Linked DNA regions of Homo sapiens: region 2 is linked to region 1. The links are chromatin loops, found by intact Hi-C in ENCODE. Cell type or tissue: lower leg skin. All regions are shown on one strand. Links, peaks and the distances in the headings refer to the core of each region. The heading gives the core; the rest is flanking DNA.

Region 1 (9,419 bases), core at 755-8,754:
AGACAAATTTGTGCAAAGATTCAAAGAGGTGAAGAACAGGAAGGAATGAGCTACATGGTCACATGTGGAAAGAGTGTTCCAGTCAAAGTGAACAGCAATATAAAGGCCTAAGGGCAAACATGTCAAATATATTTCTGGAAGAGCCAGGAGACCCTTGGGGACATGGCAAAGTAAGTAAGGAGCGCAGCAAGAAATGGGGTCAGGGCAGCAGTCTGAAGTCTCTTGTTACAGGGCTTACTGATTCATTGTGAGCACTTTTGCTCTTACTCTGAAAAATATGGTGAAATCAGGAGGTGTCAAACCAGGGAGTCCCATCATCTGATGTATATTTTAACAGGTTTTCTCTGTCTGCTATGCTGAACATAGACTGGAGGGGACAGGGGTGTAGACCAAATAGGAGGCAGTTGGCTGTAGCCAAAGCAAGATGATGGTGGCTTGCATTGGGTGGCAAGAATGGTGGTGCACAGATTCTGGATAAGGTTTAAAGATACAGGTAACAGGCTTTCCTAACAGATTGGATGAGAGGTGTGAGAGAAAGAAAGGAGTCAAAGATTCCCCAAGTTCGTTTTTTTTTTTTTAAAAACTATTGGAGGGATGTGGTGTTTGCCATGAGTTGAGGTGGACAATACTGAAAGTAGTGTAGGTTTAGGGAAATTGAGAAGTTCCATTTCAACGTGTTGAGTTTGAGCTGTTTACTAGATGTCTGTTTGGAGGTGTTGGGTGGGTGTATGCTCCTAGAGTTAGGAGAAGTTGTCTGGATTCGAGATACAGATTTGGAGTTTGGGGCATATAGATAGTATTTACAGCCACGAGACTGAATTGTCTGATGGTGAATAAAAAACTCAGAGGTCCTGCTGGCAGGGAGCTTATAGTCTAGGAGCATGACTCATGACGTATGTGTCCTTCCCGAAGCAGTGCTACTTGGTGCATGCTTTGTACGGCACCAGCATTACTGTCACTTGGGGATGATTATTAAAAGTATAAATTTCTGGGCCTCATTCCTAATCCAATGAATTAGGAATTTCAGGGGTGAGGGCCTGAAACCTGCAATTTTTTTGAGGCAAGGTTTCTATTTGTCACCCAGGCTGGAGTGTAGGGGTGTGATCATAGCTCACTGCAGCCTCCATCTCTCAGACTCAAGCAATCCTACTACCTCAGCCTCCCGAGTAGCTGGGGTAGTAGGTGTGCACCACCACACCTGGCTAATTTTTTTACTTTTTAGAAGAGACAAGGTCTCCCTATGTTACCCATGCTGGTCTTGAACTCCTGGGCTCAAGTGATCCTCTCACCTCAGCCTCCCAAAATGTTGGGATTATAGGCATGAGCCACCACATCTGAAACCTGCATTTTTAATAAGGCTTTCAGGTGATTCTGCTATTTGGTATTTGAGAGCCACCCTAATAGGAGCTTAATGAATGTTTATTGAACTCATTCGCATTTTTAGGTTTTAATTTCTATTTAATAACAATGTGACACTCAGAAGTTCAACTTAGTTTCATTTCTATTCATAATGGTGAAGCTGAACTTCAATCTATATCTTACCAATTAGGGTAATGTTTCCAATCTGCTGAGTATCACACTGTGAGACTTCAAATGACAGAGGGCAGAAGAAAAACCCAACCGACTCTCTGATCTTAATTTCCTCTCTAACATGGGGAGGAAGCCCTGGAATTATACAGCGTGTCAGCAACAGGGAAGAGAATCAGGAATTTGGTTTTCTTCTTGTTTTCTCTGTCCTGGGCTCTCCACGGGCTGAGGCCACATGACTTCTCAGAGGTCCTCACAGTCCTATTATTCTATGATTTCCTCCCCTGAGGTTTCTACAAAGAACACTGTGAAAAGCATCACCCCTGACTACAGGGGCCACCCACACAAGGGCACATTTCTGATTTCCAGCCCAGTGCTCTCAGACACAGTCTGTAGATGACTGGGCAATCCCAGGGGCTTCGTGCAGCTGCCACAAATACGATTGGCATGGCCATAGCCTGTTTCTGGCCTTAAAAAGAAAATGCTAAAACAAATTGGAAAGAATTTTCCAAGACACCTGTGAATCCATCAGCCAGGAGCACAGGGCAGCAGGCCCATGGAGTGGAGGATCAGGGATGTTTTGAATTCAAGCTAATCAGATTTTGCCAAAGAGCTCTTATTAGTCTAACTAGCATGTCTGTCCCTGCCTTGCCATGCTCTCTTCACCTGGAAGCATGAAGATTTTTCATCTTCAGCATCAGTTCCACCTAATTGCAGAGCCTATTCATGCCTAGTAGGGGTAAGTTTGGCTCCTGCAGGAAGTGGTTACCTACACACCCACAGAAATGTGGGTTTCTTTTTGTTGTTGTTGTTGTTGTTGTTGTTGTTTGTTTGTTTTTGAGATGGAGTCTCACTTCTGTCACCCAGGCTGTAATGCAGTGGTGCGATCTCGGCTCACTGCAACCTCCGCCTCCTGGGTTCAAGTGATTCTCCTGCCTCAGCCTCCTGAGCAGCTGGGATTACAGGTGCCCGCCACCATGCCCGGCTAATTTTTTGTATTTTTAGTACAGACGGGGTTTCACTGCGTTAGCCAGGATGGTCTCGATCTGCTGACCTTGTGATCCACCCACCTTGGCCTCCCAAAGTGCTGGAATTACAGGCGTGAGCCACCGCGCCCGGCCAGGTTTCTCTTATTTTCTGCTTCTCTTGCCCAAATGTAAGACAGGATTCACTGTGGCTAGCATTTGTCTTCCTCAAGGGACTAGCACCCTGTCCTCAGGACCAGTTGGGCTGGGATGGAGAAAGAAAGGATAGAGTGGAGCCTGCCACCCTGCCTAGCTTTTGCCCCAGCTTCCTTTCCTGGAGAGCTAGATCTCATCCCCAGTACCTGTGGCTTGTTGGATGGAAGCCTTTGCTAGGTTTGCCAATCCACTGCAGCCACAGAGGATGCTATCACTCATCGGTTTTGAGCAACACTTTCTTGCTGAAAACAACTACAATGTCCCACTGGAGCAGTGGTTCTCACTCTTGAGCGTGCGTCAGAATCACCTGGAGGGCTAGCAAAAACATAGACTGCTGGACCCCACCCCCACGGCTTCTGATTCAGTAGATCTGAGTAGGGCTTGAGGATGTGCATTCCTTACAAGATACCAATGATGTTGGTCTGAGGATTATACTTTGAGACCCCTAAGTAGTGGACTGGACCACTTAAATGTAGAAGAAAGCCTATGTGAGGAGAGAGATAGATAGACATAAAATAAATAAAGAATACCTCATGTTTACTGAGAGCATTGTGCTAAACACTTGACATTTCTTGCTTAAGCTTCACCACCACCCTATGATGTATGTATCATTAACATCCTCACATTCCCCTTGGAAATTTTGTTGTAGTGGGTTCGCACAAGACATGGCAAAGCTGGTTCCGACTCTTTAAACTTCAGTTTTTTGTAACAACTGCAATATGTTTCCCTATTTATTGCACCTCTGCTATTCCCTGTTGGTTGAAGCAGGTCCCCCAGCCCTGCTCACGTGCCAGTTCCTTCCCTCCTCCACCATCAGTGCTGTCAAGACCACAGTATGCCTCAAAGACCAACCCAAGATATGACAATCTCTACTCTTCAGGACTTCCGATCAACAAGTATTCCCACAATGAAAATCATGTAATTTGTTAACCATAAAGTAAACAACTGAATGAACCACTATAATTCAATATTAACCAGAGCTGTAGGTCATGGATATTGTCATTGCTTCCACTGACAGACCTCTGGCATGCTGCCTGTCTTTGGGGCATGTGTAGTTCAACAGCTAGAAGGGTGGAGATTCTTGGTCCTGAATGCGCAGTTCCCTTGAGTGTTGAACACCCAGCCCCTATCATTTTAAGATGCACATGTTTAAACTTACCAGAGATAACAGCAAATCAAATTAAAGAACAGAGTCTCCTGAGAGACACTCAAGATGAGATGATGGATAGTCAGGGCAAGTGAAAATGGGATGGGAGCAGGAGGCAACAGTGTCATCATTCAAAGGAACCTATCATAATACAACTGTGTGTTAAGGATCTGGGGTGAAATTATTACAGTTAGAGCACATAGATTTAAATATGATGGTATTGTCAACCCTTATTTCCTTGAGGGCAGAATCTGTGTCTGAGTCATCTCCTCGGCCTTCAATCTTGAATGTTGTTTACACATTTTAGGGGCAAATAAAAATCTAGTGATAACTGGTAGGAAAGGAAAGAAATGGAAACGAAGAAGAAAGGAAGGAAAAGAAGAAAGAAGGAAAAAAAGAAAATGGAACAGAGGAAGAAAATTGTGGCCATTGGCAAGATTTTCATTAAATCACAAAACTAGAAAACATGCTGCCTCTTCTAAACCAGCATGTCTCCTTTTTGCCTCCACTGACCAATTATATGTTCGTTTTCAATATGTGTATTAGAAACTTGTTTTTCTTTCCTCTGATATACCTAACCAACTTCTCTTTTTGTCAGTTCGCCTAAAGTTGTACATGCACAATCTTTTTAAACTATTTTTTAACTTAAAAAATAGTTAACACTCATCTCCAGATATGCTGTAAAGAAATTTTTTAACCTCTCAATCTCTCTGCAGCCCACCCCTGCTCTCTACCTTTCTATCATTGCAATCTCTGAAAAATTGTTCATTGCAAACAATACCAGGTGCAGGTCAATGTTCTCCAGGAAGAGAAGCAAAGAAAAGCAACCGTACTTCTTACTAAATGCTTGTTAGTGTGAAAACACAATAGATTTGATTTTTTTTCTTTTTATAAAACTAGCCTTCAGGTCAGGTCAGCCCACACTGGATGTAAACTTGTTTTCTGACCAAGTAATGAGTCATTCTGAATAGGAGCATTAATTTATTTGCACCTCTTGGGGTAAGAGTGTGGGGATAAGTGTATCACCCAGAAGCAATCATTGAGAGTAATCGGTATGACAAGGTTAATACAGGCAACCCTTCCCTTATAACTTTGTCAAAGATTAAAACTCAAAAATTTTTTGTTAAATGTGAAGGGAGAAAAATGTACTATAACGTATCTCTCTTCTGGTTTTATGTGTATCTAACACAACAAACGGCTTCCTGTGTGATAGTGGACCAGAGCAGCAGTATCACCCAGGAACTTGTTAGAAATGCAGATTCTCAGACCCCACCCCAGACCTACTGGATCAGAAACACTGGGGATAGGACTCCGGGGATTTCACAAGCCCTCCAAGGAATCCTAATGCATGCTACAGCCTAGAAGTCATTGCTCTACGAGTTCCACTTTTATAAAGAATGGAGTATCAACCTTAACATGAGTTAATGAGGTCTGTGCACCTTATCGGTTTGGCTAGTGTTACAGGATCTGTGACTCTTGATAAAAGATAAGCCGAATGCTGACCAACAGGAGGTGATCTAGCCAGAGCTCTGTGATAGAGCCATGGCCACTGAGCTTAACAATCTGACCGGCCACCAGATGGCTGTTTTAGCCTTCCGACTTTCATCTGACATCATCTACACCCCAGGATTGAGGAACTCTAAGAAACATCACGTGTGGACTGCCTGCCAGCCACCTGGTTTTGATTTTGCCGTGGAATAAAAATGAAGCAATTAGCTTCCTGTTGCTAAATGGACTTCTCCTGATGCTTCTTACATGAATATGTTTTCCTGTTGAGTTTTGCTGTGATGAATTTGGGGCTTTATTGTCCCATCCAACATTCCACACTCCTAATAAATACAAAGGTTGGCTCTGTTTTAAGGATCTGAAGCTACTAACATCACCCCACCCTGTATCTGGCCAATATGGAGCTGTCCATACCTAATATGACAGCTGCAAAACTCACAAAAATAAATCTAAGTTATTTTCCACTTACTAATTTAGCTACTTCTCCCAGATACTAATTCTTTCTGATCCATATTATTTATGTTACAATAAACAAATCAGTTTTACTGAAGAAAAGATTGATATTTACTTTATTTCTCCAATAAATAGGATAAGTAGAGTAGAGTAGGGTAGAGTTGGGAGAATGTAGACTGAGCTTTTTTTCTCCTTCATATGTATATTTTTACTTCTATCTGTACATGCAGAGATATAAATATTATCTATATATCATTTTGGAAATAGCTGGTAAAAATATTAATTTCACAAAATATTACATTTGGTTCTCAAATATGCATTAACTTCACCTACCTCTGGAATTTTTAACAAATCTCTTTTTTCACAACTTCCTTATTTTCTCAGATTCTGGTCCTAACTGCCTTTGCAGCATCTCTGTGCAAAATCATAATATGTTTTATGTTTTACTGTAAAATTATTTTCAGTACTTCAAAGTTACAATTCCTTGATAACACACATCTATGTTTCTGTACAGCAACAGAAGACATGTTTCTACCAGTCTCTATGGGATTCCCCCAAACTCTGTGTGAGTGTGTGTGTGTGTGTGTGTGTGTTTGAGAGAGAGAGAGCAAGAGAGAGAGAGAAAATGCTTGCGCAAACAGACAACCTTAAGATGTCCTTAATTCAAGTAATTTTTACAAGTACTAAAAGTCATAATAACATAGTCTTAGCCTTCTACTCTTGGAGAAGTCATGTCATGGGCACATTCATGTATAAGGGGATTCTTTCCTGAGAACATTGGGTAGCTAATTTCTCAGGAATGTGGTGCTGAGAATCATCTACAATCAATGATAAATGTTTGTATGATTAAACAAAAGTCTAGATGAATGAATTAAGAATGTATGAGGCTTGGCATGGTAGCTCATGTCTGTAATCCCAGCACTTTGGGAGGCTGTGGCAGGAGGATCACTTGAGCCCAGGAGCTCAAGATCAGCCTAGGCAGCACAGGAAGGCTCCAGCTCTACAAAAGAAAAAAAATAACGGGGCATGGTGATGTGAGCCTGTAGTCCCAGCTAATCAGGAAGCTGAAGTGAGAGGATCATGAGATCCCAGGAGTTTAAGGCTGCAGTGAGCTATGATCACACCACTGTACTCCAGCCTGGGCAACAAAGCAAGATGCTGTTGAAAGAAAGAAGGAAAGGAAAGGAGGGAGGGAGGGAAGGAGGGAGGGAGGGATAAATGAAGGAAGGAAAAAAAGGAAGGAAAGATAAATGGAATACTAGCAGCTAAATTTGTTGCTGTGGCTAGAGGCCACCCTGGACAATATATTTAAATAATGTGTGTGTTTTCTTGCACTTTTCCTAACAGTTCTTTCCTGCTTCATGATACCCACCCATGGGGCTCTCAGGGATGAATGCTCAGAGCCCTCACTTTCTCCTATGCCCCCATCCCCTGCTGCAGTGCCTTTCCATGGCCAGCCTTCCAGAAGCGGACACAAGCATAAGATGACATAGACTGCTCAAAACCCGCCATGAAAGCTAAACCCAGAGCAAAGCTGACTCCCGTCTCTGAGCCACAGGATGCCAAGGACAAGCCAGGTATAAATCACTTCTTCCCTAGGGCATTCAGGAAAATATTACCAGCAAAGAAATAATTTCCATCACCTTAGGCATTGGGTGGAAAATGGAAACAGGGTTGGGAGGAAGTGAAGGCAGGAAATAAAGCTGCCTTCATCCTGCCATGGGGCAGAGAGATCAAAAAGATGAAAGAAAAAAGCTTGAAAATGAATTCCTTAACCTTGGAGGACTAAAAGAAAGAGCCTACAGGGAAGACACTCAGAATGTGGATACAGAAAACCAAATAAAGCAATATTAAAATAGATTTCCCTAAAAATCTGCTGGTTTCATTTTTGTTATTGGTGTATAAGCCAGTGTTTACATGTGATACAAATGCTGGCATTACAAGGTTCAAAATTATCAGTTCCTGAAAACAGAAGAAACAATTATCTTGTGAGTTTAAAACAATACCGTAAAAATCTAGCAGATCACCACAAATATGCTATCAATATCAAATGTCATATTACTGACATATTCATTTGGAGATGCTGTTCCTTGTGAAATCACTCAGAAGAGAAAAACGACAAAAATCCAGACCAAAAGAGAAATTTTAAAATAAACATTTTAGTTTTAAGTAGCAGAGCTGACCCTGCAATCTCGACGGTGACCATTAACTCCAATAGATGATAATAATGTCCCATCACCTTTACCCCATTCCCATAGCTCCACTGAAGTCAGTGAGCAGAGAAACTAAGCAAAAAGTGCATGATAAATTAGCTGAGAGCATCGACTGTGACAGGTGTCTGTTTGGCACCCTCCATGGATTCTGGTCGTGGTGTTCAGCTAATCTTCACACAGGCCCAATAATCCCAAGAAGAGAGGCTTTAAACAAGCTCTGATTTTCAGAATTAATCTGCTTTGAGGCAGAGATGTTCCTGTAAAATATTATTACTACTTTCATTTCTGGTTCCTTGCAAAAATTAATGCAAGATAAAAAAAAATTAATGTTTTGATGGGCACAATGGCACACGCCTATAGTCCCAGCTACTTGGGAGGCTGAGGTGGGAGGATCACAACAGCCCAGGAGTTCAAGGCCAGCCTGAGCAACATAATGAGACCCCATCTTTAGCGTACTTTTTCAATTAAAAAATATATAAATAATTAAATGTTTGCTCTGCATTTTATTTGAAAGAAACGACATAGGAACTTGCACATACTTCAGTCTATAGCTTCTTCATACACACACATATGTGTTCCTACATAATGTGTGGACTTCATATAAAAGTAGAGAGAACACTATTGTTGGAAAGAGAAATTCTGGGTTTGAAGGCCAACTGTAAGGCTATTTGATGGGGTAAATCTTTTGAGCACTCTGAGCTCCAATTTTCTTATTTATAAGAATGCTTCTTTTCCCTTCCCACTTTACTTGGTGATTTTAAGACTCTGAGAGTGAAGGAAAGCCTGTGAAAATGCTTTATATCCTAAAGCATGTCTAGAAACAGCAGTATTTCTATGTTTACTTCTCACTTGTCTTCATGTTCTGTTAATGTAGGAATGCACTTTTTTGTAGTATATGGGTCTTTGACATATGTATTTTTGCTGTTGATCAAAACATTTCAGATTCGCTCATTAGAATATATTATTAATTAAACCCTTTGGTAAATCTTTTGTAAAGCATTGCTTGTCTTTAAATTTAGTCTTCCCTAGACTCTGCTTGCTTAATGCAGGACAGTCTACAATTTGTTTTTATAGCTCTAGAGCATGCTTTCTCAAGCTCAATGCTATTGTCATTTGAGGCTAGATAATTTTGGGGACAGTCCCGTGCATTGCATGGTGTTTAACAGCATCCTTGGCTTCTACCTCTAGATGTCAGTAGTACATCCCAACCCAGTTGTGAAGACCAAAAACATGTTCTCAGATATTGTCAAAGAGGATACCCCGGGTGTCAAAATTGCACCTAGTTGAGAACCAACTAGATACTGAGAGTATGTAGAGAAAGGAGGGAAAAAAGATTTGTTTTAAAAGCAGGGATCCTGGATTTCAATCAAGCCCCAGTCTTGCCTCTGAGTA
Region 2 (9,419 bases), core at 528-8,527, 69 kb after region 1:
AAATTAGAAAATAAAAACTTTAATTATGCCAAATTAATAGAAATGGAGGAATTTAATACAGAAGGCAGAAGATGGACAATCATACTCCTTTCCAACAGTCAAAACATATTCCAATCACCAAATGAAAGTGTTTGTAAATCAATCTTCATATTTGAGGGTTAAGAAAAATGGCTTTTTTGGTGAATGACTATAAACTGTTTTTAAAGTTTTATTTCCAGAGATTCTACACACATCACTTAAAAATTAGATAGATACAAGTAATCAATTGCCTTCCACTTGAGAACCAATCAATGCCACATCTCAGTAATTTGACAAGACAGGGTACCCAACCAGCACCTCATTTGGAATTCTTCTGGTAAGCTGCCTGGTATGAAGCTGAAATAAAAACCTACCTTTGGGGGATCCTGTCCTCAAACCTACCTTTTATGGAGCTAACATCCCAGAGGCTAAGAAAATGAAAATCAGGTCAACAGAAGAAGAAAATATGACAAGGAGGTTAAGATTTATTGGAGAAAGAGATCAATGTTCATAGTCAGCTGCAATTTAGAATTATTATGATGACAGTCATGAGTGTTTGATGTTTAACCTTTATACATTTTTAATTCAAGAGCCTCTTCCACACTCAGTTTCTCTTTCCCCCTCCTAAGCCCCTTAAATGCTGTCAAAATAAGATTCAAACTTGACTAAATAACTAAGTATTAAACAGTTCTCAAAGTTGTGGATTAAAACAATCCCAGATGAAAAATAATTTTTTAGATACATTATTGTAGCCAGGACAAAAAAAAAGGAGTTAGCTGAAAGCAACTAATTGAATCTGGAGAACAAATAGGGGGAAAAAAATCTCAGAATAACCAAAATAGATTTTATCACAAATACAAAAATTATAAACAACAATACAACAAAAATATATTAGTGAGCACATTTGCTTTAGTTCTATTTACATAGCGTTTTAAACTTTTCTGCTACTAAGTAGAGGAGTGAGATGGATCAAAGTCATTTAAAACATGTTCAAAGTAAAGAAGATGACTATAAAGTACACACCATTTACAAACCAGCGTATTAACCAATTCTGACCAAAATAAAACTGAAATTGTGACTTTAAATATATGTTTAAGATTTTTATGTTCAGAAAATTTTAATATTAAAACACTATTTTTTATTGTAACCCACAATGAAAATTAATTTTACTAGTAAAATGCTAAGAAAATTAACAACTGCTAAGGCACCAATAGAAAATAATAAATACACATTTTGTTTGCCCCGATTATTTGAAGTGTAAGCTATTTAAAATATTGCAATGTACACTGAAAATAATATGCCAGTTATTTTAGCTACATAATGCCTTGATGTTTTTAAGAGACAACTTCAAACTTGGGAGCTAAGGTTAAATTTCATTTTACTCAAAGTACTGAAATTATTGAATGCTTCAGAATATATTTCTTTCTCTCTAATAGACAATTTATAGGCAATAGTCATAGTGCCTTATTTCTGTATTAAAGAAATGTTTTTCTACTTTGCACTTGAGTCCAATCACCCAAAACACAACCTCTGGGCTCACTACACTATCACATTCTCCACAGAAATCTGCAATGAACACACAATGAGCTTTACAAAGAACTTTCCACAGCTCAGACAAGTTTAATACACCTAATCCTCTTTTGTAACTTCCTTCTAAAGTTTGCTAACAAATCTCCACCAAGGATCAAACCAGCAAGAACACTTTGGTGTCTTGAATTTAAAAGGCTCCTTTGATCTCCTACACAACTTAGCAGCTGCATTTCTGTACACTTAAAAGAAACACGAAACTCACCAGATTTGTTTGTTTGTTTTTCATTTGGGCAACCTTCAAACAGATGAACTATAATGACTCCAGCTGTCTCCTCACTTCATTCTGCCAAAACCAGGAGGTGCGACAGGTGCGGGGAAAGCTCCAGCCAGCCACGTCGCTGTGCAGGATTGAGGGGGAGGGGTCTCACTCCAAGGGCAGTGGGAGAGCCTGGGCAGGGAAGCCTGCCACAGGTTGCAGTGGTTGGCTTTGGCAGCCCCGTCTTCTAGCTTTGCTTCCAGTAGGTGGTGAGTTTGCAAATGACAGCTAACCCCTGTGCTCCAAGGACTGACTCTTAGAGTAAGCGCCAGTGCCTGTGTCAACTGTGGAGCTAAATCAGTGCAAGGGGGAGAAATTAAATTAATAAAGAACCCTCCATCCGGTCACACCAACTGCCACCGAAAGCAAAGGAAATCACCTCTTGGTTTCCTCAGGATTTCATTGATTTTCCTAACTGGATAATAATTACCCCAACCCTTACCTTATACTGTCTGTGTAGTGCATTGATTATTAATACTTGCAGAAAATGTTTCCTGACCCAGCTCCTATTTATAGCCAAAGTCTCCTTTGTTGACAGCGCCTTGCGGGATCAGGAGGGAATATACCATTTACCCTGCACAGCATGGAGCTTTGCCTCACCAAGGCTCATTACTTGCACTAAAAATGAAATATGATGGTTCATAATAATGACAAAACACAATAAAACAGCTGGTGGCTTCATCATTGTTCACTTCACTTGTTTATGCATAAGTAAGTGCACACCGTTAAGGTGAATCAGCTGAACCCCCAGCATCCTGATGGTGATGAGAAGGTGCTGCCTTCTGACGTAAAAATCTTACCTTGGGAGTGTGCTCAGTTCTCTCCAGAGATGCCAAGAGTTTGCTCGTTTCCCTCCATTATGTAATGCTCCAGAAATAGGGGAAGGAATCCCATCTAACTCGTCTTTCACATTTCTAAGAAAATAAAATTCCCATCTTTTTTTTTTTTTTTTTAAACAGAGTTTCACTCTATCTTGCCCAGGCTGGAGTGCAATGACGTGATCTTGGCTCACTGCAGCCTCTGCCTCCCGGGTTCAAGCAAAGTGATTGTCCTGCCTCAGCCTCCCGAGTAGCTGGGATTACAGGCACCCACCACCATGCCAGGCTACTTTTTGTATTTTTAGTAGAGACAGGGTTTCACCATGTTGGCCAGGTTTGTCTTCAACTGCTGACCTCAGGTGATCCGCCCTCCTCGGCCTCCCAAACTGCTGGGATTACAGCCATGAGCCACCTCGCCTGGCCAGATCACCACACAATTTTTCTTAAGCACCTTCTGAACTGATCCTTAGACCTCTTCCTGCCTTCTCAAATCAAAATCCAAGAAGGCTGATTTTAATGAACTATTTTTAAACTTGGAACGTTGGGAGAACGATGACAAAAAATCAAGAGTAGACCAGATTAAAGCATATGGCAATAATATGCAGTATATTTGGTATGGCTAACAATCCTATAGCAATTCATTTCAACATTAGTCAAATGATTGTAGTAGCAAGACCATAAAGAGATCTTTAAAAGGCCCACATTTCACATACCAGGTCACCGAATCTCCCAAAGGCTGAGGGACTTGCTTGATGCTCCATAGCAAGTCACTGGGACAAAAGGAGTGAACCTATGTCTCCTATGTTCCAGAACTGTGTTCTTCCTATGACCTCATGCTTTGTGCTTACTAAATATTATGCTTCTTTTATAATAAACTTAGTGGCTTAAAAGATAAGTGGCTTATCTCACAGTTTCCATGGGTCAAGAGGCCAGGCATGGCCTACCTGGACCCTCTGCTTAGAGTCTCACAAGGCTGCAATCAAGGTATTGGTCAGACAGCATTCCTTTCTGGAACTCAAGGTCTTCTCCAAACCCCTTGTGGCTGTTGGCAGAATTTAGATCCTTGAGATTGTACGACTGATGTCATTTTTCTTGCTGGCTGTCAGCAGGTAACATTCTCAGTTCCTAGAGGCCACCCATATATCCTTGCTGTGTGACCCTCTCACTACATGGCAGCTTATTTCCTATAGAACAGAGAATCTCTCTCTCTCTCCAGTCTGCTAAAAAAAAAGTCATATATCATAATTGAGTCATGGGTGTGACTATCTCTTACCTTTACCATATTCCAATGACTAGAAGCAAGTCAGAATTTTTGCTCGGATTCAAGGGGATGGGATTATTCAAGTCCATCACTCATTGGAGGTCATCTTAGAATTGTCTACCACAAATATTATTTAAGAAAACAAAAAACCACAGACATATATGTGCAATAGTCCTACCACTTCTTAAAAGCCAAAGCTAAAAGACTAGTTGTGTCAATTATTTCTGTTCAGCGGTTGCACCTTATATTTTGGTTCTTTTTCTGTTTTTGTTTGTTTTCATTGTAGTAGCCTTCTTATTCATGTAGGGCCCTTCTATTCATCCTGGGTTGTTGTTGTTGTTGTTGTTTTTAGTACTCAGGTCAAGAAAACCTTGGCCATGGTCTAGCTTAAGGATCAGGCTATTTTGCTTGAAACAGAAGGGACAAGTCTTTTTTTGATGCCATGCTGAGGAACCCAAATGCTTTCAGAAACGGGTAGGATTTAGCCACACAGAGAGGAGAGGGCATCAGAGATGGAAAAAATGGCAAATAAAGGAAAATTTCACTGTGTGACCTGAGCAGCTTTATGCCCATCCATGCTCACCCATGGGTGAGTGTTGGGTTTTGGAAGTAGATAAGAAAACACCTGTTTAGCAGCACTTGTGATAAAAACCTGAAATTTGAGATCTGGGTTTAGCTTTATGAACTTTGGCAGTCAATGAAGCCTTCTGATTCCCTCTTTCATATACGTAAATAAGGGATTAATAACTTCTCAGGCTGCTGGTGAGAAGTAGAGGAAGAAGTTAATGGCATCTTAGCTATCACTCAGCATAAAGAAAGTACATTTCACTTTGGGACAAAGTCAGAGTCTGGCTTAGGTAATGTTGGCCATAGCCACCAGGGTTGGTATATTATTTGATTGAATCAACATGTTTGTGGAGTATGGAAGTTATACATACATAAGGTAGTATCACTTAAATTCATTTGTTGTATTATAAATTACAAAGTTAACACAAGTTTAGCGTAACAAATAAAACAATGCATAACGAAAACAAAGATCTCATCCTGTGCTTGCTATACATTCCCACTGCCTAAAGTATGCGACATTAAGTCTAGCATATATTTTTCCATACCCTTGCACATATGTGTGTGCATCAATATATACATATGTATGTAGAAATGTATAGACACACATATCGGTGATTCTTTTCTTAATAAAGTTAAAATTATACTGCACAAACCACTCTATAAACTGAAACTTGACAAAACATCATAGGCCATTCACATAGGTTTGTACATATAGAGCTAGATTTATCTTTTCCACCTAGTTTGTGTTGAGTGTGTGTATTTGGGGATCGTACATTTGTTTTTTATTCCAGATATTTTTTACTTGCTTTCCATCCATCAACTTTCCTTTGCCCTCATCCTCATCACCACCACCCCCACCCCCCTGCCCACGTAACCCATGTTAAAACCTAATATGTATCTCTCTAGTCACATACACACACCTACACACAGGCACTTCCATGGGAGAGTTGATATTATTTTATAAAAACTGGATCTTATTATACACATTTCTCCAAATCTTTGCACAGTCAATAGTATTTCATGGAAATCTCTCCCAGCTAAGACTAATAGAGCTCTAATTCATTCCTTTTAATAGATGTATAAGTTTCCATGCTATGAATGTGTCATAATTTATTTAACTATCACGAACAATGTGGTAATAACCATCCTTGTATATATTTCCATTTGTAGTTAACTCTTTATTTCTATGGAACATATTTCTATAAGTGAACTTGCTAGGCCAACAAATATGTGTATTTACTTTTAATTTTAATAGATATTGCCACCTCTCTTTCTAAACATTGTAACAAACTCTATCATGGGGACATGAATGTACTCTTTTAGGTGTTTGTCCCATAAGACAGGCCTTTACATTGTGTGTCTGTTTAATTTTGCCAGTCTAATGTCAGTAAATTGACATATCATGTCAGCTTTTCATGTGTTTATTGAACATATATATTTTTTATATTTCTAGTGACTTGTCCTTTTCAAGTTTTAATTGCCCTATGTATGGGTATGTTTATAAATCCTTTGTCATTTGTATTACCAACACTTTTTCCAAACCCATCACCTGTTTTTTACTTTGTTCATATTACATATTATAATTATTTTTAACTTTTAATAAATACATCTCTATTTTTCTTCTATATGTTCTCAGTTTCTAGTCCTGATTATAAAGCTCTCTTCTACCTCTATATATTTTCTAGATTTTCCTGCAATTTTTTATTTGTGTATTTATTTGCATTTCCATCTTTAATCATGATGCAGAAACATATATAGCTTTAAGTTCTAAGCTCATTCTAGCTTCATATTTATAAACTCATTCCAATTACTAGAGTGAATTCCTAAAGCCATTCAAATATTCAGTGTTGGACTGACTCCTTTTTCCTCCTAACTACTAGCCTTATAGGAATATTACAACTCTGATTAAATCTGATATTTTATGCTCATTTTAAAGGTTATCAACATATTCATTCCTAAAACTCTTTCATTAAACTTAGGTAAAATAGTAAAAAGTAATTCAAAATATTTTATTGTTTCATTTTATTATGGCATAATTATAATAACCGCTCCCATTTATTCAATGCATAGCAAGATAATTTATTGAGATGTTAAGGTATGTTTTGATTTTGCTGCAGCAGGCCTTTGCTTAAACACAAGAGGCATTCCGCAGAAAGTAGAAAGTTGCCAACATCAATCTTCCTTTCTGGTTTTTGTTTCCAGAGTGTGATCTCCTACAGGAGATTATGTTGGGTTGGCCCAGAGGAGAAGGGAGGGAGTGTTTTTGGGTGGGGCGACAGAGACATGAGAGATATCTGTACAGCTGCAGGTTTAGGGAAGATTGGAACTGCTCCCTCCTCCCTGCCTCTCACATAGGAAAGCTGGGCTAGAAATTCTGAGGTTCCCAGCATTGGCCAATGAAGTCCCAAAGCCCTGCCTAGCCTAGAGGCAGCACAGGGTCATGTAGAATGACCATAGAGAGAAAGACACACATGAACTGATAAATATTTTAGCAATTAAAGACCTCCATATTCTTTACTCAACTCTAGACAAAGGGAAGGAAATCCAAGACTGAGGTTGGAGCTTAAACAACCTAATAGAAGGCAGGCTCCAAAGAGATTAATACTGCTTAGAAAACTATAGTGTGGCTTACGTATATGCTTCTATTTCTTGAAGTAAAAGTCATGCCAATTATAAATAATGTGTACCAGGCATTATGCTAAGTTCCTTATATAGATGAAGTTTTATTTAACACTGATTACAGCCTTATGAGTATGGTACTGTTATTATGTCCTTTTATCTGCATGTTACAGATAAAGAGAGTTAAATTAGCTCATCCAACATCACATCACTGGTGAGCGGCTGAACCATGATCACTTTTAATCATTATTCTATACTGCTTCAAGATGACATAAACAAAAGCCCTTTGTCTACTATGAAGCTTTATAGAACATAAATGCCATGTAAGTTATTGCTGCAAATGGAATAGGATAATATTTGGGGCTATTAAACTTTCTTCCTTGCCTGCCCTCACCCACCTGTCTTTTTTGAACTTGTTATCCTTTCCACCAGTAAAGCTGAGCCATGAACAGGAGGCTCAGTTCCCTAGATAAGGAGAGGGCAGATACCTCCTTTAACAAAGAAGTCATTACTTGGCTTTGAGTTTCAAATAAAATGTTTTTATACCCAGAGGAAAAATAATTCTCCAAAAGCCAAAACACTTTTGACTATTCAGAGCTAGGCACTAAGGTGAAAAAGAGTTATATTTTAAATTGAAAAAAAAATTTAAGAAAAACTTAGAAGACTGAGCTCAGAGAGCTTATAAAATTAAGTCATAAAGTATAGAAGAAAGAGAAGGGTTTAGAAGATGCAAGACCAGGGTTAACATGCTATGTAGGTCACTAAGACAGTTTCCAATACCCCATTTCACTGGGTCTTGGCTGTGGGGAGTCTAAAATAATAGGACCCCCAAGGAGGATTAGTGGAATAACAGAGAAAGTCAGTTGGGCCTGGCTTTCCAGGGAATATCTTGGAAAGAGTGTAAACTGCCTCAAGGGAGCCTGGCCTTCAGCCTGGCAATGTAAAAACATGGTGCTTATGTGATAAAAATAGCACGTGTGCATGGACCCATGGGAGCCTGAGAGACATGCACACTCAGAGATGGTGCAGAGAAGGCAGCTGAGGTTTCTTGGTTTCTTGGGCTTTCTTTTTCCTTCCTTTTTCTTTTTCTTTTTTTCTTTTTTTTTTTTATGGAGTTTTGCTCTTGTTGCCCAGGCTGAAGTGCAATGGTGCAATCTCAGCTCACCACAACCTCCACCTCCCAGGTTTAAGCAATTCTCCTGCCTCAGCCTCCCGAGTAGCTGGGATTACAGGCAGACACCACCACATCTGGCTAATTTTGTATTTTTAGTAGAGATGGGGTTTCTCCATGTTGGTCAGACTAGTCTCAAACTCCCGACCTCAGGTGATCCACTTGCCTCTGCTTCTCAAAGTGCTGGGATTACAGGCGTGAGCCACCGCGCCCAGCTCTTGGGCTTTCTAGAGGCTAAGAGATCTTGTGAACCAGAAAAGATATAAATTTGAGATGACTGAGATGCAAAATATAAGGCCCTCAGGATCATAGGCATGTCAGGACCCGGACACAATCAGGGATGCCAGCTGATGGCCAGTAACCAGGCAGTACCCGTACAGGATGCCCAGTGGCCAAGCAGGACAAACAGCACCATAGCCAGGAGCCAAGGGTCAGAAGATGACCGCAGAGCATGCCATTAGATGCTCCCCTTCTAATGGCAAAGGCACTTAAACCACTCCAACTGAGTGAACTGCCCACTCCCTGCAAAAGAACAGTTTTTCCTTCCCCAAAGAGATTGAGCTAAAATGGAAGAGATGAAGTCATAAACTGGAAATTGCTGAGTGACCATGAAAAGACAAGTAAGGGCACCAGAGTCCGCTATACATAAAGTTTCACTTATGCATATTTTAGTCATAACATCAATATGTAGATCTTATTAAACAGGATTTCCTATTGAAGTACTAGGTCCTGTTTTAGTGTCTGAGGACTATAACCGAAGATATTTTGTCACTGATGGAAGCATCTGCTTCAGACTCATTGGAGTGAAAGCTGTAGCCTCTCTTTTTTAATCTGATTCCAAATAATGCTTTAAATAGTTATCGAGCGCCTGTGTTTTGGGCTCTGTAGTAGGTACTGAAGATCAAGTGGCGACATGACAGAAATGAATCCTTCCCTCATGGAGCTTACCTACCAGTGAGGAAGAGAGACATAGAGATGCTTTGTGGCCCAGCATGGGAATTATAATAATGAGAGGGCACCAGCAGCTATGGAAGAACACAGAAGGACCACTGAAGCAGTCTTAGAGACAAAGGAAACCTTCCTGGAGTACGTGAGCTCTTGGCTAAACCCTAAAGGGAA

What was found. A loop is a pair of places that touch in the nucleus more often than their neighbours do. Peaks named below come from ENCODE experiments on the same cell type or tissue, not always from the same donor. Only the 100,000 strongest peaks of a DNase experiment are listed, where the experiment ranks them.
Region 2: it touches region 1 in a loop (2.3-fold over the local background); 1 of 110 quality-filtered maps calls a loop at or near these places.

Annotation. Positions count from the first base shown.
Region 1 is chr9:71,481,798-71,491,216 of GRCh38, forward strand. No RefSeq gene overlaps it. Among named protein-coding and RNA genes, the nearest start is that of CEMIP2, 280 kb to the right of the region's middle. In lower leg skin, for the core only: no CTCF peak of the experiment used is centred there; a DNase peak (open chromatin) is centred at 5,497.
Region 2 is chr9:71,550,729-71,560,147 of GRCh38, forward strand. No RefSeq gene overlaps it. Among named protein-coding and RNA genes, the nearest start is that of CEMIP2, 210 kb to the right of the region's middle. RefSeq lists enhancers at 1,484-1,984, 1,985-2,485. In lower leg skin, for the core only: no CTCF peak of the experiment used is centred there; no DNase peak of the experiment used is centred there.